Linked DNA regions of Homo sapiens: all the other regions are linked to region 3. Evidence: read pairs that join two places in POLR2A ChIA-PET (ENCODE). Cell type or tissue: PC-3. All regions are shown on one strand. Links, peaks and the distances in the headings refer to the core of each region. The heading gives the core; the rest is flanking DNA.

Evidence for each region. Peaks named below come from ENCODE experiments on the same cell type or tissue, not always from the same donor. Only the 100,000 strongest peaks of a DNase experiment are listed, where the experiment ranks them.
Region 1: POLR2A ChIA-PET joins it to region 3 with 10 read pairs; 2 of 35 experiments call an interaction of 5 or more read pairs at or near these places.
Region 2: POLR2A ChIA-PET joins it to region 3 with 17 read pairs; 2 of 35 experiments call an interaction of 5 or more read pairs at or near these places.

What each region holds. Positions count from the first base shown.
Region 1 is chr13:73,812,964-73,821,469 of GRCh38, forward strand. KLF12 (KLF transcription factor 12) reads right to left here. Exons shown (of 8, transcript NM_001400136.1): 5 at 189-324. Among named protein-coding and RNA genes, the nearest start is that of LINC00393, 160 kb to the left of the region's middle. In PC-3, for the core only: no CTCF peak of the experiment used is centred there; a DNase peak (open chromatin) is centred at 3,968; H3K27ac peaks cover 1,031 bases.
Region 2 is chr13:73,292,762-73,301,267 of GRCh38, forward strand. No RefSeq gene overlaps it. Among named protein-coding and RNA genes, the nearest start is that of KLF5, 240 kb to the left of the region's middle. In PC-3, for the core only: no CTCF peak of the experiment used is centred there; no DNase peak of the experiment used is centred there.
Region 3 is chr13:72,805,053-72,813,558 of GRCh38, forward strand. The region is part of intron 5 of PIBF1 (progesterone immunomodulatory binding factor 1); the gene reads left to right. Among named protein-coding and RNA genes, the nearest start is that of PIBF1, 27 kb to the left of the region's middle. In PC-3, for the core only: a CTCF peak has its summit at 4,060 (motif pointing right); no DNase peak of the experiment used is centred there; H3K27ac peaks cover 366 bases.

The sequences.
Region 1 (8,506 bases), core at 1,469-6,468, 1.0 Mb after region 3:
CAACTCATTAAAACACTCCATTCTCTGCCCTAATCTCCCAAAGAGCATTCAGCTGAATGAAAAGCTGCTGACATTCGTGCCAGTTCACAGCTAGAATGACATGGCTGGGGGACAGGAGATGCTGCAGTTTCCATTATCCATTGAACACCTTGGCAATTCTTAATTCATCCTGTGAATGTGATACTTACTCTTGTACTGCTCTGGCTATGGAAAGGGCCGTAGATCCAGTTTCATTAACGCTATCTAAGGTCACATTTGGCAGGTCATCATCATCACTGTCACTTTTACTTTGTCTGGGAGATAGGCCTCGGGGGTCCATTTGTGCTGGAGAGAAAAGGCATATATAATGAATTAAAATCAGTGCGCAGAAAGTTAACCTTGTCCTGGACCAACATCAAGTATGGAACTTCTGTGCATATCATGCAAATGGAATTCTCTAGACATCACAGGAATCAGTGAAAGCTCCAGGTTTTATGTTCTGAGTACTTACTGATTCTTTTTCCCTTCATTGGAGTTACAAAACCTAAACCAGCTCTCAAGAATTTCAGGGTATGGTTATAGAATAGAAACTACGAAATCCACAATATTACCAACTCCTGAGTGGTCAAAAGCTGATAACGTAGCTCCTGAGCTACTGTTCAACCCTCTGGTTTCTCCTCCTCCTTGCTTCTGCTGCCAGAGCTCTGGCCATTTCACTGCTCATTAGCACTCTCCCTGGAAGGTAGAGAGCATGCGGAAAGGAGATATTAGTTGCTTATAGCTCTCATAATAAGTTAAAAGAACAGGGCTTGCGTGACTAAAAGAAAGTATACGTATTTTTCTTACTTCAGTGAATCACTGTTTCCAAGTTCATTACTACTATAAGGTGGGATTTGAAGGCATAAAAATGGCAGAAGTGGTAGCATTTTAGAAATCTTGTTTATATGTGCTAACAGTGCTCTTGAACTCTATCCTGTTTTACTTTTCCAGATATGATTCTTCTCCAATCGTGAATTTGCCAAAGCAGGAAACGGCACAATGTTCTGACCCCTGTTGACCAAGACTATCAGATCTTTCAAATGAGAGGGTTACTTACTGTCAACATATGTTAACACATATTTTTAAAAATTACATTTCATTTCCATCTCCTTCTCCCTGTGAAGAGATTTAGCAACCACTGCCCAGAATTTCTATCAGCCCTCGCTTCACGCACAAACTAGGCATATCTTTTCAATGAAAAGTACCACATGAGCTACACACCCACACTGTTAAATTGTATGGCTGCCTAAGATTTCTAAAACCACCACTGCTTGCGGGGGAAGGCAAAATGCAGGTGAAATCATGGTCATAATGACATTTGGGTACATTTCATAATTTCATTTTTTTGGTCTCAAATCACTTTTTTTGGTTACTGTGTATCATACATTACACCGAACCACATGGAATTGCTGAGAATGTACCATTTTTACCCACGAAATGGCAACTTCGGATGATTGTGTCTAATATTTACAGTCTGGCTAGAAAAACTATACCTAGACGGTTTCAACATATTTCATCACGTTTCTAACTACACTTGGTTAGGAAAGAATTTACATCTAGTGAACCTCGTGTGCACCCGTGTATTTGATACACATCCTGACTTTAAATATAAATATACCAAAACGTGCTTTGCACAATGGAAGTGTTTGGTAAATACTAAATTTAAAAGAAGATAATTCAAATAATATAAAGTAATGGTCCTCAACCAAGGGCAAATTTGCCTCCCAAGAGACACCTGGCAACATCCAGAGACATTACTGATTGTCACAACTTGGGGCGGGGGATAGGGAGGGTGCTACTGGCATCTAGTGGGCAGACGCTAAGGATATTGTAGACATTCCACCATGCACAGGACAGTCAGCCTCTCACAGCAAAGACTGAACCAGTCCAAAATGGCAGAAGTACCCAGGTTGAGGAACTGATCTAGGGATTTAAGAGTCTGGACATAAAAACGTGTCACAGTTTATGACTTTCAGTTCCTATGCAACTATGCTCTCATTTCAACATGGCTAACAAGGAAATTGTCACATACCAGATTATCCATATTTTCTGGCCTTGTCTTAAAAAAAAAAAAATCACTGTCATGTGACTCTGTACCTCCTCAAATGTTAGGAATTAGGCAATAATATTCATTAAGAGCTTTTGAATATTTTCTTTGTACCACCAGCTATGAGACAAAAAGACTGTTTGTTTTCCATCTGATCTCTGGAGGAGATCCACTAGAAGAGGGATGTTGGAGAAACTGTAGGGCAAAGCAACCAGTTCCATCACTATCTGGTAACAGACAGCTTAACTACCCAGTCACTCGAAGGGCACTTGAAGGAACCATTATCATTTAAGATTTATTTTCGCTGTAGGCAACAGAAATTGGCTCAGGCTAACTTATATTAAAAGGGATGTACTGGAAAGATAATGGGCAGCTCACAGAATGGAAGGTCAAGATGAACAACCAACACTAAAGGAACGTAGGATCCAGGAATGACTTTGTGTAATAATATGAATTCAGCTAGGAACTCATAGATAGCTTCTTTTGGGGCAATCCTGTTCTAGAATGATTCATTTAACAGCCATTCACAACTATTCAAAGCCAGCCAAGAAAATGAATATCAGATCTATCTAAGCTTCCAAATCACATATTGTATGGTGTTGCATACACCTGTAAATGTCAAAAATTTAACATTTAAAGTTGTTGAAACATCATGCACTACGATGCCTTTGCCAAGATACCAAATTTGCAAACAGCCAAGAAAAAAGAAAATATTCTGATAGTACCATTTTGTCCAAGACAACTAGAGCTCTTATAGTAAGTAATACAACTCAAGGAAGATAGAGGCAGTTAACCATGAGCAATCTGGCTCTGAAAGTTAAAGTCTAATTGTATGAAAGATTCCAAAACCTTGTGTGAGAGTTGTTACATGATCATCTAATTATGTTATGTTTGTATCTTAATGAAAGTTTAAAATATGTTAAATATGATATCTTTTTGATGTACTTTTCAGGAGCATAATTGAGGATTTCTTTCCAATATTTTCAATAAATATTATGAAATACATCTGCTACCATCATGCTGGGAAAATCTTTTTACCCATACCTTCAGCCAAGCTGAGGAAGTAATTAGAAAGGCTTTTCAAAATCTGCATTGCTGATTAGGTCAGATGATTAGCTTATCTGCATACTTGCATAATTCCACTCTATTTTTATTAAATGTAGAATAGGGACATCAACCCTAGTTAACCTCCATCAGTCTTTGAGCATCTCAGCCCATTTAGGAAGGACTGATTCTCTGGCATGCCCATTTAAAGACCAAAGAAAGTTATCTGGACACCAGAAACAAAAAAATATCAGCCTCTGTAAGTAAGAGAACAGGAGATGATCTATAAACACCTGAAAAAAATTTACACTTAAGATTTTATTGCTCTTTAATGAAAAAGGGATCAGACAGTTTTGGGTAACCCAGCTCACTGCTGGTAGAGGTGTCATTCCTCGGAGTTGGAGGTGTTCTGGAATCCTACGTGAGTTTCATTCCATGTGTCAAAATCCTGGGGAGAAAATTTCAGAACCCAACACCTGAAGTTGAACTGATATACTCTGATTTTCAAATACTCTCCTATGGTAGATTGTTACTATAACGATCCCTCCAATAAATCATGTCTGTCTGTATCCATGCCCTGATGTGGCCACTTCTCAACAATGACTCTGGGCTTGGCTCTAAGACTTGAAGTGACCAATGGGACATTAGCAAATGTGACACAAGTAGAGGCTTGAAAAGCACTTGCACCTTGGGTTTCCCCTTTTCCCTTGCTCTTTTTAGAACCTAGTCAACTTGTGAAGAAGCCCGGGAGAGCCTATAGGAGACATGCTGCTCAGCAGGCGGCCAATCCCACTGTGAGCCATGTCAGTGAGCCATTTTAGACTCACCAGCTACATTACAGTCACCAGATGACTACACCATGAGTGACCCCAGGTGAGACCTGCTTGAAAACCTCTTGGCTAAACCCATGCCACATTTCTGACTCACAGAATTTGAGCAAATAAAATACCTGCTGTTTTAGGCTGGGTGCAGTGGCTCACACCACTGTAATCCCAGCACCTTAGGAGGCTGAGGCAGGAGGACTGCTTGAGCCCAGGAGTTTGAGACCAGCCCAGACAACGTAGTGAGACCCAACCTCTACAAGAAATTTAAAACATCAGCAGAGTGTGGTGGCATATGCCTGTAGTCCCAGCTAGTTGGGAGGCTGAGGTGGGAGGATCACTTGAGCCCAGGAGGTTGAGGCTGCAGTGAGCTACGATCACACCACTGCACTCCAGGCCTGAGCAACAGAGTGAGATCCTGTTTCAAAAAAAAAAGAAAAGAAAAAAAAGAAAAACAAAAAAAAAAAAGAAAGAAAAAGACAAGACTTGCTATTTTATTCCACTAAATTTTAGGGTTAGTTGTAGGGCAGCAATAAAAAGTTAGTGCACCAGGTTATTCTCCCAGCTCCTTCTAGAGATTTCCTAGCAATGATGGAGATGAACTACAACTACAATTACAGTCAGCCTACAACAATATTAAATTGAATTAAGTTTGGCCTAAAGCTGCCTCTATACATGTTTTAAGTTTGGCCTAAAGTTTCTTCTGTACATAGTGAACTGTAACCTAACTTGACGTGGAAACAGACCGTAACCTCCTCTTGCAACAAGTAGCTGAGTTTCGGTCAATCAAAGATGGCCAACTGTTGAAACCAGATTCAATTAAGGCATATGCTGCATTTTAACCAACGGAGCTGTCTCTGTACCTCACTTCCATTTTCTGCATGTCACCTCCTTTTCTTTGGCTATAAATATAATCTGCATATGCCGTAGGGTGAAGCATTCTGAACATTTTTGGTCTAGACTGTTGTCTGATTCTGGAATCAAATTAAAGCCAATTAAGATGTGCAAAATTAGATTTGTTTACTTTTAACAACATTCTTCTTTATTCTCCTCCCAAGAACCAACCTTGTTTTAGTGACATAAAAGCTACCTACTGCATTCTGCATCATTTACTTTTCAATTCAAAATATTCAAATGTATTTACAGGTGTTTTGGCTTTTGCAGTATCTTCTTTGATCCTTCAGTATTGTGCAGCTAAGGTTCTTCTTGGGCCCTAAGGGGCCATTTAGTTATGATGAACAACACTTATTTATTTTTATTTATTTATTTTCAGATGGAGTCTTACTCTGTCACCTAGGCTGGAGCGCAATGGCGCGATCTCGGCTCACTGCAACCTCCGCCTCCCAGATTTAAGTAATTCTCCTGCCTTGGCCTCCCAAGTAGCTGGGATTACAGGCGACAGCCACTGCGCCGGCCGAACACTTTTTCAGCTCTTCTCCTCAGCTGAGACTTGATAGGATGCTCATATGGGTGGGTTCTCACTGGTGTATGGTCACCCAAAGGTATATTTCATGTTTTTTCTCTTCAGCTCACATGAGACATTTAAACTTTGCTTGTTTCCTCCCCTCATGTAATAGTAGACTGACACAGATGCAGGGGACACTAATTCATTCTCACCTCCCCTCACCCCAGCCTGCCTGCTGTCTAAAGACCAAACACTCTTCTAACTTCTGTTGAAGTAAACTTGCCTATGCACCCACTCTTAAGGAAAAGGACATTCTTCTATTTCTATAGGTTGCAATATTAAATGTGTACGACACAACAATCTAAGAACATATATGAAAACTTACAGACTAACATTTCCTAACAGGAATGAATCCCAGAAGCAGATACTGAATCCCTTCACCTCCACGCGCCAGGGCTGGAGAGGAGAGGGCCATACACAGATGGAAGGTGTGAAGTGGCTGCCCAGGCAGGCGCCACAGGGCTGATGGACCTCTTTTCTCCCTCTTTTAGCTACGGACAGGCTCCCTGCTATCTGCAGGTGCCCTAATTGTTCGCCCTGCCAAGGCTGAAACATGTCCCAGTTAGAGAAACCCCGGCTTCCAGGAGAGCTGCTGGTTTATTCTAGAAAGGAGGGCAGAGGGGGAGTGCAGGAACAAAGGGAAAAATGAATGTTTGGGGAGGAATGTTTGGGAAAATTCATAGTATCAGTAGGTAGAAGAATCCTCCTCCAACACATTCTATGCAGAAATTGTTCCAGAAAAGGAGGGTCAGGAAGCTTCTTTAGGATAAAAACATGGCTCTGGCTTCAGGGAACATGGGATGACTTCTGGCCCTGTCATTTGCAACATCTGACCTTGGGCAATGATTTTGCACCGGGAATCTTCAGTTTCTTCTCCTGCTACTGCTGCTCTAAGGAGTAAAGAAGATAATACATGCAAAGCACTTAGTCCTGGCCTGGCTCTTAGTAGTCAATCATCATTCCATTTTACCCTGACAGTAAATTTACTGCTTCTTCACTCATTCCCTTCTATAACACTCCTTCTAAATCTCTCACCATCTCCTGGACTATTCAAATTAGGCAGTTTTCTTTTCACGTGTACCTAAACTGAAAATACCATTACAGAGGCAGAACACATATTGGATAATATATAAAACTACTACTTATTTACATCATTTATGTATTTAGTCAACAGATATTTATTGAACACCTACGAGGTAGCAAGCAGTCTTCTGGCTGGAGAAAGAAGAGTGAAAAAGAGTGAACAGATTAAAATTCCTGCTCTCATGCTGCAGAGATACAGATCATTAACAAAAAAGAAAAATATATACTACGTCAGATAGTAAGTGCCATATAGAAAAATGAAGCAGGGAAAGCAGATGGGGTTGCATAGTGGCAGTGGACAATTTTTGAGATGGTGGCCAGGAAAGGCCACATGGAGAAGAAGATACTTCAGCAAGGACTTGAAGGAATTGAGTAAGAGAAGCTTGCAGGTGAGGGTTTTTGGGTTTTGTTTGTAGGGTGAGGGGCATTCCAGGCAGAGAAGATAACAGGTGCACAGGTGATAAAGTAGGAATGTGTTTCATGTGCCTGAGGACCTGCAAGGAAGCTGTGGCTGGAACCAATACAGGGAACTGGATGAGGACAGAGAGAGGAGGCAGAGGAGGGCATGCAGAGTACAGAGGGCCTTGGAGGGTGACATAGGCTTTTGAATTTTGCTCTGGGTGAGAAGGGAAGCCATTGGAGGGTACTGAGCAGAAGGATGACATGATACAAAATTTTATCATTTGATAAGGATCCCTCTGGCTATCTCTGCCTGGAGCATAGTGGGGGATTCAGCTGGAGCCACACACACAGGAATCATCTATGACATTAACATTCCCTAAAAACAACACTAGCTTTTTTTCTCCTTGGTCACCTCCTGCTGGCTGCACACAGAATCAGTTAAAACTCAGGACTTGGTTACATCAAGGTCTATGTGGCACGTCCTTCCTAATATATTTGTACAAGTGATATTCTGACTTCATTTGGTTTCAGAATATCAGTTGTTCAAACAGACTATTTTCCTAGCACATCAAGACAGATAGTGAGAGAAACATTCATGAGTAAATAAAGCTTGACTCAAAGGACGGTGAACTCCAAGATTAGAAATAGCTCTCCAGGGTCCTGTTTTGTTTACTAATGTTTCGACAATGCCTTGTTTCTTGTTTCCTTTACTTTTGCTAATGCTAATGCCTCTACAGAGCAGCAACTGTGATGGCCATAACCCCAGATGACTATTTAAAAGTTCAATCAGTTATGTAAATCTTGGGATGTTGGTACTGTGTAGATATAATATGCAATTTACTCATTTTTCCCCCAATTTTTGTCTGTTCACTTGACAGTGTAATGGCTTCTGCTACCATTATATTAAAAAATAACCTCATAATGTTCTTATAATTCCCTAGTGCAAGGTCCACTTCTCAGTTGTAATGCTGTTGGACCTCTCTACAGTTTTCAAGACTGTTGGTTATTCCTTTTCACTTTCATTTCTGGCTTCTTCTTAAAACTTTCTTCTCCCTTGGCCTCGGGGATAGGCAAATTAAGCCCTGTGGGCCCTGCCACCTGTCTCTGTAATTAAAGTTTTATTCAGCCATGGTCATTTACTTCATATCTGGCATCTTTAGTGCTACAAAACAGGATTGAGTCGTTGTCACAGAAACTGTAGGTCTGGTTATAAAATACTATCTGGCTTTAGAAAAAGTATTTGCTGACTGAAATACATTATTCTCTTGGGCCTTTGTCTCTCTCTGGTTATCTATCCTTCTAACTTCTTCATCTCCTTTCTGTATACCCCTAAGTGTTAGTTGCTGCCCTAGGTTTCGCTACCTATTCTTTTCTGTCTGCCTCTTTATTGGTGAGCTTCTCAGCAATTCCAAAGAATTCCATAATTTCCCCAATTTCAATTGCTATCTCAGAAGGGATGAATACCAAATCAACATTCTCAGCTCTGACCTCTCCCCTAAACACCAGTCTCATTTCCAGCATCCTACTGACTAGTATTCCTCAAAAATCATTTCAAACACAAGTCCTATTCTTTCTCCTGGTTTCTGAGTTTCAGCTGAGAGATCCTTTTCCCAGTGACCCACGTTC
Region 2 (8,506 bases), core at 1,201-6,200, 490 kb after region 3:
CAAAATCCACAGATGCTCAAGTCCCTGATATAAAATGGCATAGTATTTGTATATAACCTAATACATCTTTCTGTATATTTTATTTTTGAGATAAGGTCTAGCTCTGTTGTTCAGGCTGGAGTACAGTGATGCAATCATAGCTCACTGTAGTCATGAATTCCTGGGCTCAGGCAATCCTCCTGCCTCAGCCTCTCTAGTGTCTAGGACCATAGGTTCCTGCCACCATACCTGGCATATATGTGTGTGTGTGTGTGTGTGTGTGTGTGTGTGTGTGTGTGTGTGTATGTATATATACATTGCAGAGACAGGGTTTCGCTTTGTTGCCCAAGCTAGTTTTGAACCCCTGGCTTCAAGAGGTGTTCTGACTTCAGCCTTTCAAAATACTGGGATAACAGGTGTGAACCATTGTGCTCAGCCTATCTCCTATATACTTTAAATAATCTCCAGGTTACTTAACATACCTAATACAAATGCCTACATATCATTTCATTCATGTGGATTCAGTGTAGTACTTAGTGCATGGCAAATTCAAGTTTTGCTTTCTGGAACTTTGTGGAATAATCCCCCTTCTACCAAATACTTTCAGTCCATGGTTGTCTGAATCCATGGATGGGGAAACCATGGATAGAAGGGCTGACCGTAGTTCCCCTCCCACCTTACTTCAACACTTCTCTTTGATAAATAAAGACCAGCTTACATTTTTTTGCTGTGATTAATTTTTCCCTTTTTACTCTGATCCATGTTGCTTACTTATAAAATTATGTGATGGTAATGAAGATATTTCCCATTTCCACCTGTAACTCTTATGGAATTTAATATTGAAAGTTAGATAAAAATGTGAGGCACTTTAGGCTACTTAGCAGAAATGTGCATATTCTTGAGATCAAAAAAAGAAAGAAAGAAAAAGGACAATCATGGAGAAAAGTCAAAGAGTAAATATCTACCATTTTTTCCCAATCACATCATGTTTATAAATTTAAATGTGTCTAACAATGAACACACGATTTTAAGGAGATATATAAGAAATAGCTCTGATGAAGCCAAATAACACAGGCTTGTTATTGTTCCCGTCACCACAGTTTGAAAGGTGTGGCAGGAGAAAGCGAACAGAGAATCTCAAATGAAACACAATATTGATATTTGGCATGCTCAGATGATTTTCCACCCAAAGATATGAAATCACTTTACCCACAGTCATTACGCCTCCCCACCAGCCCTTGGTACCGCCGGGAGGTCAGTGGAGGTTGACTTTGGCATCTCCAGACTCCCCATGCTGTACCCCTTTGCCTTTGTGATGCCGCTCTCATGATTCCTCAAAGTCGGTTTAATGACCACCTGCCATAAAGCACTTGCCATTGACTTAAGAAAGCAGATTCCCAGGCTCCATGCTGATCTATTGAATCAGACTATCTGTGAGTAGAATGTAGCAATCTGCATTTTAAACAGATTTATGACCTGTACATTGAGCTTTGAAAACTACTGAGCTGGCTGGGCATGGTGGCTCATGCCTGTAATCCTAGCACTTTGGGAGGCTGAGGTGGGGTGGGGTTGCTTGAGTCCAGGAGATCAAGGCTGCAGTGAGCCATGATTGCACCACTGTACTGGCGACAGTACAGTGTCTGCCTGGGCAACAGAGCAAGACACTGTCTCAAAAACAAAACAAAACAGAAAACTCCTGACTTATAAAATATAAAGCTCCTTACTTATAAAATTATGTGATGGTAATGAAAATATTTCCCATTTCCACCTGTAACTCTTATGGAATTTAATGTTGAAAGTTAGATAAAAAATATGAGGTGCTTTGGGCTACTTAGCAGATAATAACAACCACTCCAGCCTCCCAGAGTTTTGTGTTTTTCTATCTGACAAATCCACTCTTTTGGAGTGTACAGAGCAGATGTGATTTAATGTAAGTGCTCACCAATGATATAACAAAAGCTTCTCTTTGTTTTTTCTATTAATTTAAAATTTTTTTTTTTATGCAGGGTCTCACTCCGTCACCCAGGCTGGAGTGTAGTGGTGCTATCATGGCTCACTGCAGCCTCCACGTCTGGGGCTCAAGCGATAGTCCCACCTCAGCCTCCTGAGTAGCTAGGACTACAGGCACGTGCCACCATGCCTGGCTAATTTCTTAAATATTTTGTAGAGACTAGGTCTCACTATGTTTCCCAGACTATTTTTGAACTTCTGAGCTCACGTGATTCTCCTGCCTTGGCCTCCCAAAGTGCTGTGATTATAGGCGTGCCTACCATACATATATATTTTATGATTAAAAAAAATTTTTTTTTGTAGAGATCTTTTGTAGGGGTCTTGCTATGTTGCCCAGGCTGGTCTCAAACTCCTGGTCTCAAGTGATCCTCCTACATTGGCCTCCCAAAGTGCTGGGATTACAGGTGTAAGCCACCATGCCTGGCCCAGAATATACTCTCTTTACTGGTGCTGTGATACCTGGTAAGCTCAAAGCAAACTCTGTTAATTGAGGACATCCCAAGTCTCATTTTTAAATATTTGAGCTCAAATATTTGAGCTTAATTTTGTTTATGTTTATTGTCTTTTGCCCTCCATTCAAATTAGCTTTCTTTTCAAATAATTTTATGGCAAAATTCTCTAATATGTCCATCTCAGTTTATAATTCTCTTGATTGTTGTACAAATTTTATGCCATAAAAGCATAGGCCTTTTCAATTTCTTTTTACCTTGTATAAAATATAAGTTTATTCAATAAAAAAGAAGCTCTATGAAAATATGCTCCAGAAAGGTAAGGCAGTCTAGAACACAATTACAAAATTTCACAATCAGATCTTGTATAAAAAATGGGGTAATCACTGAATATATTCATTTTCTCCTTGCTTTTGTAGGTATCAATTTCAATGCCTTCATATTCATAAGCTTTATTTCAATTTTGAAATTTGTGAAAAGCCTAAAAATTTGAAGATTTTTTGGTTCTTCACTGATTGACTGTTTTGTTTAAAGACTTTCTGCTGATTTCAAACAAAATACAACCAAAATTTAAAGGGTTCATTTACAATAAGCACAATACCATTGTAGAACACTTTGATTTACAAAGTAATATTTCAAGAAGATACTTCTAAACTCGTTTATGTCAGGCAGTAAAGAAATAATTTACTTCTATGCTGAAATACTTTTGATATTTAATTATTTAGTAGTCCAGTTACTTTCAGTAAATATGAAAATGTTTCCATTATGATCAGTATACTATTACACACTTTTGTATGCAATTTTGCTGCTCAAAAGAGTGACAGTAGTCTCTTTCTCTCTATTTTTTTTTTTTTTTTTTTGACGGAGTCTGGCTCTGTCAGGCTCTGTCACCCAGGCTGGAGGGCGGTGGCGTGATCTCGGCTCACTGGAGCCTCTGCTTCCCAGGTTCAAGTGATTCTCTTGCCTCAGTCTCCTGAGTAGCTGGGATTACAGGCGTGCACCACCATGCCCGGCTAATTTTTGTATTTTTAGTAGAGACAGGGTTTCACTATGTTGGCCAGGCTGGTCTTGAACTCCTGACCTCAAGTGATCCACTCGCCTCAGCCTCCCAAAGTGTTGGGATTACAGGCATGAGCCACCACGCCCAGCCATAGAACACACTTTTTAATCATGACACTATGCTCCACCAAAATTTGTTTCTGTATTATAATCACGAAAACAAATGATTTGATTTTTAATTTGAACTTTAACCGAATTTGCAATAATACTCACAATGATGTCAAGTATTTCATCCTTTACAGAATGACCCTCTAACAATGTCACTATATTCCATAGAATGAACTAAATAACTAAACCATTAATGGAATTAACTTTTTTTTTTTTTTTTGAGACAGAGTTTCCTTCTGTCACCCAGGCTAGAGTACATTGGCATGATCTCAGCTTACCGCAACCTCCACCTCCCTGGTTCAAGTGAATTTTGTGCCTCAGCTTCCTGAGTAGCTGGGGTTACAGGCATGCACCACCATGCCCAGCTAATTTTTTTTTAAATATTTTTAGTAGGGAAGTGGTTTCGCCATGTTGGTCAGGCTAGTCTAGAAATACCAGCTTCAAGCAATCCACCTGCCTTGGTCTCCCAAAGTGCTGGGATTATAGGCGTGAGCCACCACGCTCAGCCCTAACTTATTTGACTTTTTAATTTGGAGTATCTAATAGTACTGATATAAAACGAGCACCATTTTAATGTTTGCAAAACTCTTTTGCTAATGAAATCAACACATTATTAGTATCACTTCACTTTTCACAAATGTAAAAGAAAACTTGGAATGAAAATGGGCAAAATGTATTTATAAGAACATTTGATCAAAATGAAAAGTCGTGCCTCATAGAATGATATGCAAATGCATCTTCTGTAGCTACAGAGGTAAAATTGTTTTTGGGCATAGTCTTTTAAAACTCAGTATTTAACTCTTGCAATGGATGCTGATTTTTTTTTACTTATGTGTCTTCTGTTTTGGGCCCCCATGATAGACGTTAATGACAACAAACCTTTTGTGAAATTTGCATTCTGTGTTAATGTCAACAAACATTCTTCACTAAGTGTTTTCTGAGAAATGAAAATTCAGAACTTAATTTTTCATTGAACATGGCATTTTCATTATTTAGTTCATTGTTACCAAAAGAGTTTATTGAAAATTAGAAAGGGCTGTATCAAACAATAAAATAAATAAATAGATCTATGCTATTTAGATGCTTTAAGATAGGACTACTCTGTTTCCATTCCTTTATGTATTTCAACTATATCTAGTCTATGATTTCTCACATTCCTCGATGACACCGCCATTTGGAGACCTGTCAACTTTGTGATTCTCTTAGTTCATGGCGTAGGCCACAGATGAACTGGCTGGTGCAGCAAAGCCTAGCAGGGCAGCAGCTGCACTTGGAAGGAGAAGGAGTTAGTTGTCCTCAGCTACTCATGTGTGAGCGTCTTTGTTCTACCAGCCAGCAAATGGTATATCGTTCCTGAAGGCAAGGTTGTACTTCCATTCCTTGACAAAAGAGTCAAGGAAAAAGAGATGAGTTACAGCTGCTTTCAGGTTTTACAAAATGTTAAAATGAGAATTCTGTTCACTGAGCATCTGGCTCACACACTATAAGCTGGGCCTATGACAGTTGCTTAAAGTACAAAATGAGAGGTTGATCACAGCCATTCCCACTTATTTCAATGTATCTATTACTATAGTAATATTACCTCATTCTAAAGAGTGAAAAAACCTGGGACAAATGCTAAACCAGACACTATACCAGGACAACAGGTATAAAACAGGAGTGTTCTGGGGAAACTGGTACCTCTGGTCACCTTAGTTCTTTTCTTAGTTCTTAGAAAAGAAGCAGAGCTATGGAACTGTAACTCAAGGAAGATATAGGGTCAAGGGAATGTGTTTATTTGCTTGTTTCTAAGATGAAAGAGCTAGGAAATACCCTGAATGTTACAGGATTTGGGATAAAATCCATTTAATGGAGACTAGAACCTTCAAGAAGAACTTTTCTGGCAGATATCATCCTTGAAATAGTTTTGAAGAATACAATAGTAGCTACCTGAGGAAAGTCTGAGGATGGATCATTGCAGTGAAGGGACCAGCTAATAAAGACATGTTAAATGCAGTGAAACCCTAAGAATAGAAGCTCACTTCTTGGGAGAATGTATGTAGAGGAGCAGAGAAATGGATCAATGAAAGACTCCTGAGAAACGTAACGGTAGAGAAGAAAACAAAGAATCGGCTAGGCAAATTGAGAGAGGCCAAAGTCAGAAAAGCATGGCATCACTGAAGCCAAAGAGGAATTTTGAATGGGAGAGAATGGCCCACAGAGTCAAGTGCAGTAGAAGGGCAGGAATGTGTGGCATTACCTGCAAGGAGTAGGAGACGGCCTATGATAACACATGCTAACAGAAGTGCAGACCATGAAGTTTGGCTGCAAAAGATAAGGAGAAAATAAGGCATTATCCATTAGCAGAGGGCACATGATCCTGGGACAGTGCCATTGCTGTTGCTTCAGGATGAGAGGCTTCAGTCTGCTTTTATACTGAGAGAAAGGATTAAGTAGAAACAGACAGGTTCATGAAATAACAGAGGAGATATTGTTAGAGAAAAGCTTCAAAGGAGACCAAAAGGGAGGACAAGGGCCAGTGAGGAGGGCTGTTTTTGAACTTGATGATAAAATTACAATTTGCAATTATAAGTTTATTTAAATGTTTACTTATTTATCGTTTTTGTCACCAATTACAGAGTAAGCTCAGGAGAACTGGTTCTATTTCTGTTTTATTTAAATCCTTGTGTATCTAGTGCCTAGTGTACTTGTTAAGTGCTCAGTTGATTTTTGCAAATGAATCCGGTGAATTAAAAAAATCTTTCATTTTCTGAGGCTAAAGGAGATTTCAAAATACTGGATCAGACATTCCAACAAAAATTATAATAAATATAAGCATACCATATAAGTAGTAAATCATACTACAATCTTTAGTGATTATTTTTATTCACAGAATGGTATTACACAGACTGCAATTCAACCTTAGGAGGCTGAAATTATGCCCTCAGAATATATATACACATTATTCTTTCAATTATTTCAATAATTGCATGCTAAAGGAGTGGTACTGTTTTTACTGAAGAGAAAAATCAGCAGTTTGCCTAAGACAGTCTCAAACCCAGTAGGTGGTAAGGTAGGATTTGAACCCCATTTGGTTGGCTTTCAAAGTCTAGATTTACATTCTCCCAAAGATGCTCTGTAGATTCATAGTTTTCAGTTATTTCTGGACATTTTGATGTTTCTTTGTACTGTAAAGTATTTTTCAGATGACTGACAATTGGCTGAAATGCACACTAGAATGTAAACTCCGTAAGGGCAGGGATTTGTGTGTGTGTCAGTTTTATGCTCTGCAATGTGCAGTCATTTGTAGGTATCCAAGGGGAATTGGTTCTAAGACACTGTTGGATACCAAAATCTGTGAAGGCTCAAGTCCCTGATATAAAATGGTGTCGTATTTGTATATAACCTGTGCACATCCTCCCATATGCTTTAAATCACCTCTAGATTACTTATAACACCAAATACAATGTAAATGCTACATAAATAGTGGTTATATTGTATTGTTTAGGGAATAATGACAAGAAAAAAAGTCTAAGTATGTTCAGTATATGTTCAGTACAGACACAACCATCCAATTAAAATAAATATTTTTGGTCTGTGGTTGGTTGAATCCACAAATGCAGAACCCACAGATACAGAGGGCTGGCTGTATTCCTAGCATCTGGAGTGATATCTGTGCCATGGTAACTGCTTAACAAATATTTGTCGAGTTGGAGTAAGAATGAATAAAATACTTTTGAAGGAGCTCCCTTCTTCTAGGTTAAGTTTTGAAGTCTGCTAAAATATATGCTTCTAGGGGTGGTACTAGTTTCCACTCTTGCTGTTCGTTGAATAAATAATGTCAGGGTAGGGAGGAGAAAAAAAATTGAGGAGAGGGCCTAAGGACACTGAGGTGTGAATGAGCATGGTTTGGTGGATACAGTGGTTAATTTTACGTATCAACTTGCCCAGGCTATGTGGTACCCAGATGTCTGATGAAACTATTTCTCTGATGGTGTTTCTGGAAGAAATTAGCATTTGAATTTGTGGATTGAATAAGGCTGATGGCCCTTCCCAAGGTAGATGGGCATCATCCAATTCATTAAAGGCCTGAAGAGAACAAAAGGCAAAGGAAGGTTGTCTCCCTTTGTCTCACTGCTTGAACAGGGACATTGATTTTTCCTGCCATCAGTGTTCCTGGTTTTCAGGCCTTCAGACTCAGACTGGAATTGACACTATCAGCTCTCTGGCTCTCAGGCCTTCAAACCACACCACTGGCTTTCCTCTTCCTTCCTTAATTGGGGAGGATTGTGGGACTTCTCAGCTTCCTTAATTATATGAGTCAATACCTTGTAATAAATCTCTATCTATCTATCTATCTATCTATCTATCTATCTATCTATCTGTCATCTAGCTATTTACCTACCTACCTACCTCTCTATCTCAGTTCTGTATCTGTTTCTCTATTTATATATCTATCTACCTACCTACCTACCTATCTCAGTCCTGTTTCTCTGAAGATCCCTGACTAATACAGTGGAGTTCATCTACTCTGAAGTTTGTCCAAGGCCCAGCATACACTGCCGGTCTTGTTGTAGCTTATCATTAACCATGCCAGTGAGATTTTAACTATGGGTGTTTGAAAATGGTTGGCTAATACTAATCTCTGATCCAATATGTAAGAACATAGTTACTTAATAAACTTCAAGTTGTAATTCTCACTATAATAGTTATGATGTTTATTTACAAATAAAACAAATTAATATTTCAAATAAGTGATAGCAACCAATATATATAAACCTGCCATGTATTTATATCAGCATAAGACAGTTGAATATTTACAATGATTCTTTTGCTCATTCGATAAATATTTATTTAACATCTTCTATGGGCCAAGCACTACCTTTAATGAGAAGTACACTACTATGCTATTGCTTGTAGAC
Region 3 (8,506 bases), core at 1,718-6,717:
AACCTTTGCCTCCCGGGTTCAAGCGATTCTCCTGCCTCAGCCTCCCAAGTAGCTGGGATTACAGGCACCCACCACCACACTCAGCTAATTTTTGTTTGTTTGTTTTTTGAGATGGAGTCTCGCTTTGTCGCCCAGGCTGGCATGCAGTGGCACGATCTCGGTTCACTGCAAGCTCCGCCTTCTGGGTTTACGCCATTCTCCTGCCTCAACCTCCCGAGTAGCTGGGACTACAGGCACACGCCACGACGCCTGGCTAATTTTTTGTATTTTTAGTAGAGACGGGGTTTCACCATGTTAGCCAGGATGGTCTCGATCTCCTGACCTCGTCATCCGCCCGCCTTGACCTCCCAAAGTGTTGGGATTACAGGTATGAGCCACCACACCTGGCCTGAAGTTACTAACTTTTAATAAGACATGATCCAAATTTTTCATATGACATTATTCAAAAGATCTTCATAAAGTGATTCAACAAATATTTTATTCTTCAACTCATACTTATTTAAGGTTGGATATTTTAAGATAAACAACATTAGTCTTATTAATGACTTTATGTAATTTTAAAGTTGGATACAATATAAGCTTTGGGGAAAAAAACATGACTAGATGGTATTCACCCAAGAATTTTAAGGGACTTAAAGGATGAACCTGAAACTGCAGCACATGTATAATATTGCTATCAAACAGAGCACTTGAAGTAGGTGTAATTGCTTGAAAGCTGGTAAATTGCCTGCCTGAGTCTAGAAACTAAAGACCTCCACACTTAAAACTGATAAAGCACTCTTTTATGCTTACTGAGCTTGTGTAATGCATGAAGATTAGGATCAGTGAATACTTAGGCAAGTTAAATACTTCCCCTTATGGGGGAAGGTCAACAGAGTGGTACAAATGGACAAATTATATTTCACATATATATAAAGAGAAAATAGAGAACAAATTATATAGACTTTCAAAAAGCCATTGACAGGTTTTAAATTCTAGCTTTTAAAAATTGGCAGGCTTTTAAAAAATTACAGTGAATAACATAACATTAAATTTAAGACTTTATTTTCATGTATACAATTCAGTAAAGAATACTCACATTGTGCAACAGATCTCTAGTACTTTTGTATGTTGCAACACTGAAAACTACCCACTAGACACTGATTCTCCCTCTCCCCTCCCCCAGTCATTGGTAACCATTTTTTAACTTTGTTTCTATGATTTTGATTAGTTTAGATTCGTCATATGAGTAGAGTCCTACAGTATTTGCCCCTTTGTGATTGGTTTCAATTAGCATAATGCCCTCAGGGTTTATCCATGTTGTAGCATGTGACAGAATTTTCTTTTTTTTTTTTATTGTACTTTAAGTTCTGGGGTACATAGGCACAACGTGCAGGTAGTGTTACGTAGGTATACTCCTGCCATGGTGGTTTGCTGCACCCATCAACCCGTATCTACATTAGGTATTTCACCTAATGCTATCCCTCCCCTAGTCCCCCACCCCCTGATAGGCCCCAGTGTGTGATGTTCCTCTCCCTGGTCCAAGTGTTCTCATTGTTCACCTCCCACTTATGAGTGAAAACATGTGGTGTTTGGTTTTCTGTCCTTGTGATGGTTTGCGGAGAATGATGGTTTCCAGTTTCATCCATGTCCCTGCAAAGGACATTAACTCTTCCTTTTTTATGGCTGCATAGTATTCCATGGTGTATATGTGCCACAGTATCTAGTCTATCATTGATGGGCATTTGGGTTGGTTCCAAGTCTTTGCTATTGTGAACAGTGCCACAATAAACATGTGTGCATGTTTTTATAGTAGCATGATTTATAATCCTTTGGGTATATACCCAGTAATGGAATTGCTGGGTCAGATGGTATTTCTAGTTCTAGATCCTTGAGGAATCACCACACTGTCTTCCACAATTGTCTTTCACAGTCAGGTTGAACTAATTTACGCTTTTTTTTTTTTCTATTTTAAGGTTACATAATATTCCATTGTGTGTATATACCACATTTGCTTTATCCATTCATCTATAAATAGATACCTGAATTGCTTCTACCTCTTGGGAGAAATGGGCAGACTTTGTAAGAAGTGTTATCATGAATTCTCAGGAAATTGTTTTCTCTTTAGTAGGTGAAGGATAAGAGCCAAAAAAAAAAAAGGAATAAAAAGAACTAAATGAAAAACAAAAATAGAAGTATTCTTCAGATACAACTGTTAAATCCAATCTTATTCATTATTTAACATTTTAATACATTTATTGGGCTGGGCACAGTGGCTCTCGCCTGTAATCTCAGCACTTTGAGAGGTCGAGGTGGGCAGATCACCTGATGTCAAGAGTTTGAGACCAGCCTGGTTAATATGGCAAAACTCCGTCTCTATTAAAAATACATAAATTAGTCAGGTGTGGTGGCAAACACATGTAGTCCCAGCTACTCAGGAGGCTGAGGCAGGAGAATCGCTTGAACCTGAGAGGTGGAGGTTGTAGTGAGCCAAGATTGTGCCACTGCACTCCAACCTGGGCAACAGAGCAAGAGTTTGTCTCAAAAAAAAAAATTTAATACATTTATTGATGAGGAAGCACAAAGTATAATCTCAAGTTTGTAGACAGTAAAGTTTTTCTGAGCAGTGGAACACCAAACTAGTAGGGCAGATTGGAGGAAGGTCTCAAAAGGTAAGTGGACTGATTATAAATGAATGTGTTTTCTTTTTAATAACTATCAATCAGCTTATATTCCCAAAATTAGCATGTTCAAAATTGATCACCTGCCCCAGAGTGTAATTTTTTGCCATTTTATTATAGAAATTTTCAAACGTAACTTGAATTTCACAATGACACCAGTATATTTATCAGTAAATTTCTGCCATTAACATTTTTATTGTATTTGTCTTATCAAATACCTCTCCATCTATCCATCTGCCAGTCACATTTAATTTTATGGGAAAATGCTGAACTTTTTTTTCCATTTGTCAGTAATTTCTTCCTTTTCATTACTGAGTGGTATTACATTGAATGGCTCTAGTTATTTACCATTTAATGGGCATTTGAGTTATTTCCGATTCAGAGACTTTACAAACAAAGCTCTGAGAACATTTGAGTATGGTTTTTTGTGTGGACATGTTTTTTCTCTTGAGTAAGTACTTAAGTGTGGAATTTTTTACTTCTAGAATTTCAGTTTGGTTATTTATTATAGCTTTTATTTCTCTATTTGTTTACTTATTATGAACATATTTTCCTTTACACCACTGAGAATTGTTAAAATAGGAGCTTTAAAATTCTTGTCTGCTAATTCCAAACACTGGGTCACCTTGGAGTTGATCTCTGTTGATTGTCTTTTCTTTTAGAAATGGGTCACATGTTCCTCTTTCTTCAGATGTCAAGTAACTTAAAATTGTTTAGACCATCGAGTAAGTGTAGATGAGAACATTGTGAGTATTATGTTGTTGAGACTCTGCATTTTATGTACCTCTAAACGGTGGTGATGTTCTTGTTTTAGCAGGAAATTACTTGGTTGTACTCAAACAGCATACTCTGTCTATTGGGCAGGTGTTCAAATTTCAGTTCAATTTTTTTTGGTATTATTGGGGCTGCTCAGAGTCTGTCCTACACATATGTTGTTTAGAGGGTAGCCAGATACTTAAGCAGAAATTACCCAGAGAATTCAGTTTCCCCTCTCTGGCTATCTCTGAAATTTCCTCCTCATTTAGAGCAGCTGCAGTTCCCATAAATACCAAAGATTTTCTCATGCACCTTGATCCATCCAACCTGGCACAGAATGGGACTGGCCTCAGGCTAAGGGCTACTAAACAAAAACAAAAAATACCAGGAAACTCACCTAAATGCTGAAAATGATAGCAATAATGACAACTCCATAGTGGTTTACTAAGAGAAACTAAGGTATTTGTTAGGCATATCTCTGAGTTTTGAGACCAGCAATTAAGAAAACAAATTTTCCATTTTACTTAAAAAGTTTATTCTCTACAGAGAGTTCATGAATCTGGAGAAAATAAAATTACTCTCAGTCTTTCCGTTTTACTTTATGGATCTTTCTTATCCAAAATGGTCTTAATTTTTTTCACCACTTGGGGGCAGTATATGTCCCTTTTTTTTTTTTTTTTTTTTTTTAATTAAACCTGTTGGGGGCTATTTGGAAAATGTGATTATTTTTGAGCTAGAGACCCAAAGCTTTACATTTAGTTACCTTATTTTCATTTATATTCATTATTTCATATAAAATGCCTGCAATCAATCACATAGTATCTTTTTCTAGTAAAATTTAATATATTTAGAACTTGGAGAATGGAGTATCAAAACAAAAATTTGTGTTCCATAATATGTATTCAGAGATGTCTCAGTTATTGCACTAATTTCATAATTATGCCTACCAGAAATATTGAGAATTTTTAATTCTGTTAAAACCAAAAACATTCAGGGTTTTAAATTCTGTTAAAGCCACATGAAATCATTAAAGCCACACAATTACACAGTTAATTTGACTCTGCTTTTGTTTGTATGAGATTAAAACTGTTTAAGAAATTTAATAGAAGGTTTTTTTTTGGTTTTTTTTTTTTTTTTTTTGGAGATGGAGTTTTGCTCTTGCCCAGGCTGGAGTGCAATGGCATGATTTTGGCTCACTGCAACCTCTGCCTCCTGGGTTCAAGCAATTCTCCTGCCTCAGCCTCCCGAGTAGCCGGGAGTACAGGCATGCGCCACCATGCCTGGCTAATTTTTGTATTTTTAGTAGAGAGGGGTTTCACCATGTTGATCAGGCTGGTCTCGAACTCCTGACCTCAAGCGATCTGCCTGCCCTGGCCTCTCTAAGTGCTGGAATTACAGGCATGAGCCACTGCGCTTGGCCAGAATGTGATTCTTGACCTTTAAAAGGAAATTACTCTTTCTGAAGTGGCAGTTTTAGTGGATTTCTGGGATTTCCTTTTGTAATTTTTTCCAGATCTTTAGTTATTTGCAAATAACATCTAGATACTATTATAACACTGGAAAATAGGGCTCATCTTTTACTTCAAGTCCGGAGTTTATTTAAAAGTGTCAGTAATGTAGTCTAATTCTGGCTTATTTTGAGTTACATTATGTATATGATCTTGTGTATGGTACTTTATGTTTATAAAAGTGCTTATAGATAACTTTATTTCCTATTTATGAATTTTCTCTATTAGCAGGTCAAAATTTTGGTTGATCACATGCAACTCAGCTATATGTTGCTGTTTTGCTATTATAGAGTTAGTTCAGCATGCTTTTTCATATCAAAAGGATGTGATGTTAGAGATACAGTGTAAGGCATTAGTGAATCTGCACTTAATAAAACTATTAAATTTCATGAGGAAATGGTGAAATATTTTTCTCTTATGAGAACTTTGGTAACTAGGAAGCAAGAAGAATTTTGTCAAGAGTACTTCCTTGTTTAGAAACATAGTTACATTCTTTAAAAAATTCTGCAAGATTATCTTGAGGTTCATCTTAAGTATTCATATGTAAGTAATTCAGTTAATTTTATTTGTATGAAAATGAGTTATTTCATTGATGAAACATATTTGTTTATTAAAGTTTTTATATTTTAGGGAGTGTTAACTGTTTTCTGAGATTTCTTTTTATCTTATCCAAGTGATGAGCTTAAAGTTTCTTTGTAAGGTACATATTTATGATGATACCCATCAGTTATAATTATCCTAGAATGCTTAACAAATTAGTAAACAGTGATAGATTTGCCTCTTTATATTAAATTTAAAATGTATAAGCATTGCTTAAAATTTAGATTCATAGCCACCTGCATGGGTTCTATTTTGGTCTGAGGTGGAACTAAGAACCTCAATTTTTTTTTTTTTTTTTGAGACGGAGTCTCGTTCTGTTGCCCAGGCTGGAGTGCCTTGGCACAATATAGGCTTACTGCAAGCTCCGCCCCCCAGGTTCACACCATTCTCCTGCCTCAGCCTCCCGAGTAGCTGGGACTACAGGTGCACGCTGCCACTCCCGGCTAATTTTTTGTATATCTTTTTAGTAGAGACAGGGTTTCACTGTGTTAGCCAGGATGGTCTTGATCTCCTGACCTCGTGATCTGCCCACCTTGGCTTCCCAAAGTGCTGGGATTATAGGCGTGAGCCACCGCACCCAGCCAGAACCTCAATTTTTAATAAACAACCCAAGATTCTAATGTGGCGGGTTCATGGACACTGACCACAAATCATTTTTTAAGCTATTTTTGTTAACTTATTAATTGAGATTTAAAAATAACTTTGAATTTTTAATTACATTTCCTGATTTGAAATTTATATATTGGCTGGGCACCATGACTCACTGCTATAATACCAGCACTCTGGGAGCCCAATGTGGATGGATCACCTGAGGTCAGGAGTTCAAGACCTGAACATCGGGAAACCCCATCTCTACTAAAAATACAAAAATCAGCTGGGTGTGGTGGTAGGCACCTGTAATCCCAGCTACTTGGGAGGCTGAGGCAGGAGAATCACTTGAACCCAGGAGGTGGAGGTTGCAGTGAGCGGAGATCGCGCCGTTGCTCTCTAGCCTGGGTGACAGAACAAAACTCCGTCTCAAAAAAAAAAAAAAGAGAGAGAAATGTATATATTAATGCCATTTCTTGCCGCCAATATAAAGTTAATATGTTTTAATATATTTAACATATTCAAGAATATAATTGAAGTCATACACTATTACGTTACAACTTGGACTTACTAAAATCCCTCTCTTGCCTATACCTCTAAAACCTCTAAAAAATTGCTCCTTCACAAACCTGTTAAGTTTTTACAAATAATACAAATGGCTTACGATAAAAGTGCATGAGGGAAAAAAAATTCATGGGAAAGCTAAAATGAATGCAATTTTAAGTACGACATAATTGGGAAGAAGTTTCATTTAGCTGATTGTTTTATACATGCTGTATGAAGAGACATAATCTTTTAAAGAGTCATAAGACTTTTTTTTCCCTTTGCTACTGTGTGTATAATCTTTAGTAAATCTAGGAACTTGTAAATTTTAGGGGCAAGTTTTGAGGGGCTTATTGGGTTTTGAGATGAAATTTTGAACCCAGTGGCCAAAAGGATGTATCACTACATGATGGCACGGGAAAACTCAGGAGGGACCTTACCAAATACTTTGGTTTAAATCCAGAGATACCATGATAACTTCGTTCTCTTGATCTGCATAGTGTTTCTAAGCCAGATTCCACAGATATGTTTTGGAGTATCTAAGAGTTCTTTTTGATAATTTTTAACTTTATGATTTAATTTTTTTAATGACCTCAGAAATTAACAGATGCATATGATGGTTCATCTGAATGAATAATTTATAATAGAGTACTATCACTATGATGTCATTGCCCATGTTTGCATTTAATTTTGTCATGGCATTAGCACCACAGATCACAGTTTAAAAAAACAGTAGTCAACTGTCCAGGCACAGTGGCTCACGGCTGTAATCCCAGCACTTTGGGAGGCCAAGGCAGGAGGATTGCTTGAGCTCAGGAGTTCGAGACCACCCTGGCCAACCTGGTGAAACCCTGTCTCTACCAAAAATACAAAAACTCCAGCCTGGCCAACATGGTGAAACCCTATCTCTACCAAAAAATACAAAAATTAGCTGGGTGTGGTGGTGCAGGCCTGTAGTCCCAGCTACTCGGGAGGCTGAGATGAGAGAATTGCTTGAACCTGGGAGCCAGAGGTTGCAGTGAGCCAAGATTGTGTCCAGCCTGGAAGACAGAATGAGACCCTGTCTCAAAAAACTACAAAAAAAAAACCCCAAAACAAAAACTTAGCCAGGTGTCGTGGCACACATCTGTGGTCCCAGGTAGGAGGATTGCTTGAGCCCGGGGTAGGGGTAGGGGAGCAGAGTTTGCAGTGAGCCAAGATCGCACCACTGTATTCCAGCCTGTGTAAGAGTGAGACTCCGCCTCAAAAAAAAGAAAGAAAAAAGAAAAGAAAGAAATAGCCATCAACTTAATTTGTAAGATAGGTATTTCAGCCAAATAAAGGCCAGGTGCTATCATGCATCACTGTATGAATAAAAGTTTCACAGTTCAAATAGAGAAAAATGATGACAATATAGAGTTGTCACACTACTGAGCATAGTCATGCCAAACTCAAAGCTAAATGAACTCCTACTTATTTTACTATTTTAAGGTTAAATTATATAGTCAACATTAACTACTGAATAGAATAAGCATTGCTGTTTAGGCTTAGTTGAAAGGAGGAAGTAAAGGGATTCTAGGAGATGAAAATGTGAATGCATGTCATTTTTCCTTTCTTTTCCAGTTCAAAGTATCCCTCTCTCAGCTGTCTTCTGGCAGGCAGCTGGATCTGAGTGGAAGTCTTGAGCTTTGGGAAAGCTAGTGTTCCAGTTACGTATTGCTGCATAACAAATCACCCTAAAACTTGCTGTCTCACAATAATTTATTATTTGTCACAGCTCTGAAGGTTGATAGGTTCAGCTGAGTTTTTCTTACCTCACTGAGGCTGGGGTCATCTGAAGTCTTCTTTAGTCACCAGTTTGGAGCCAGGATG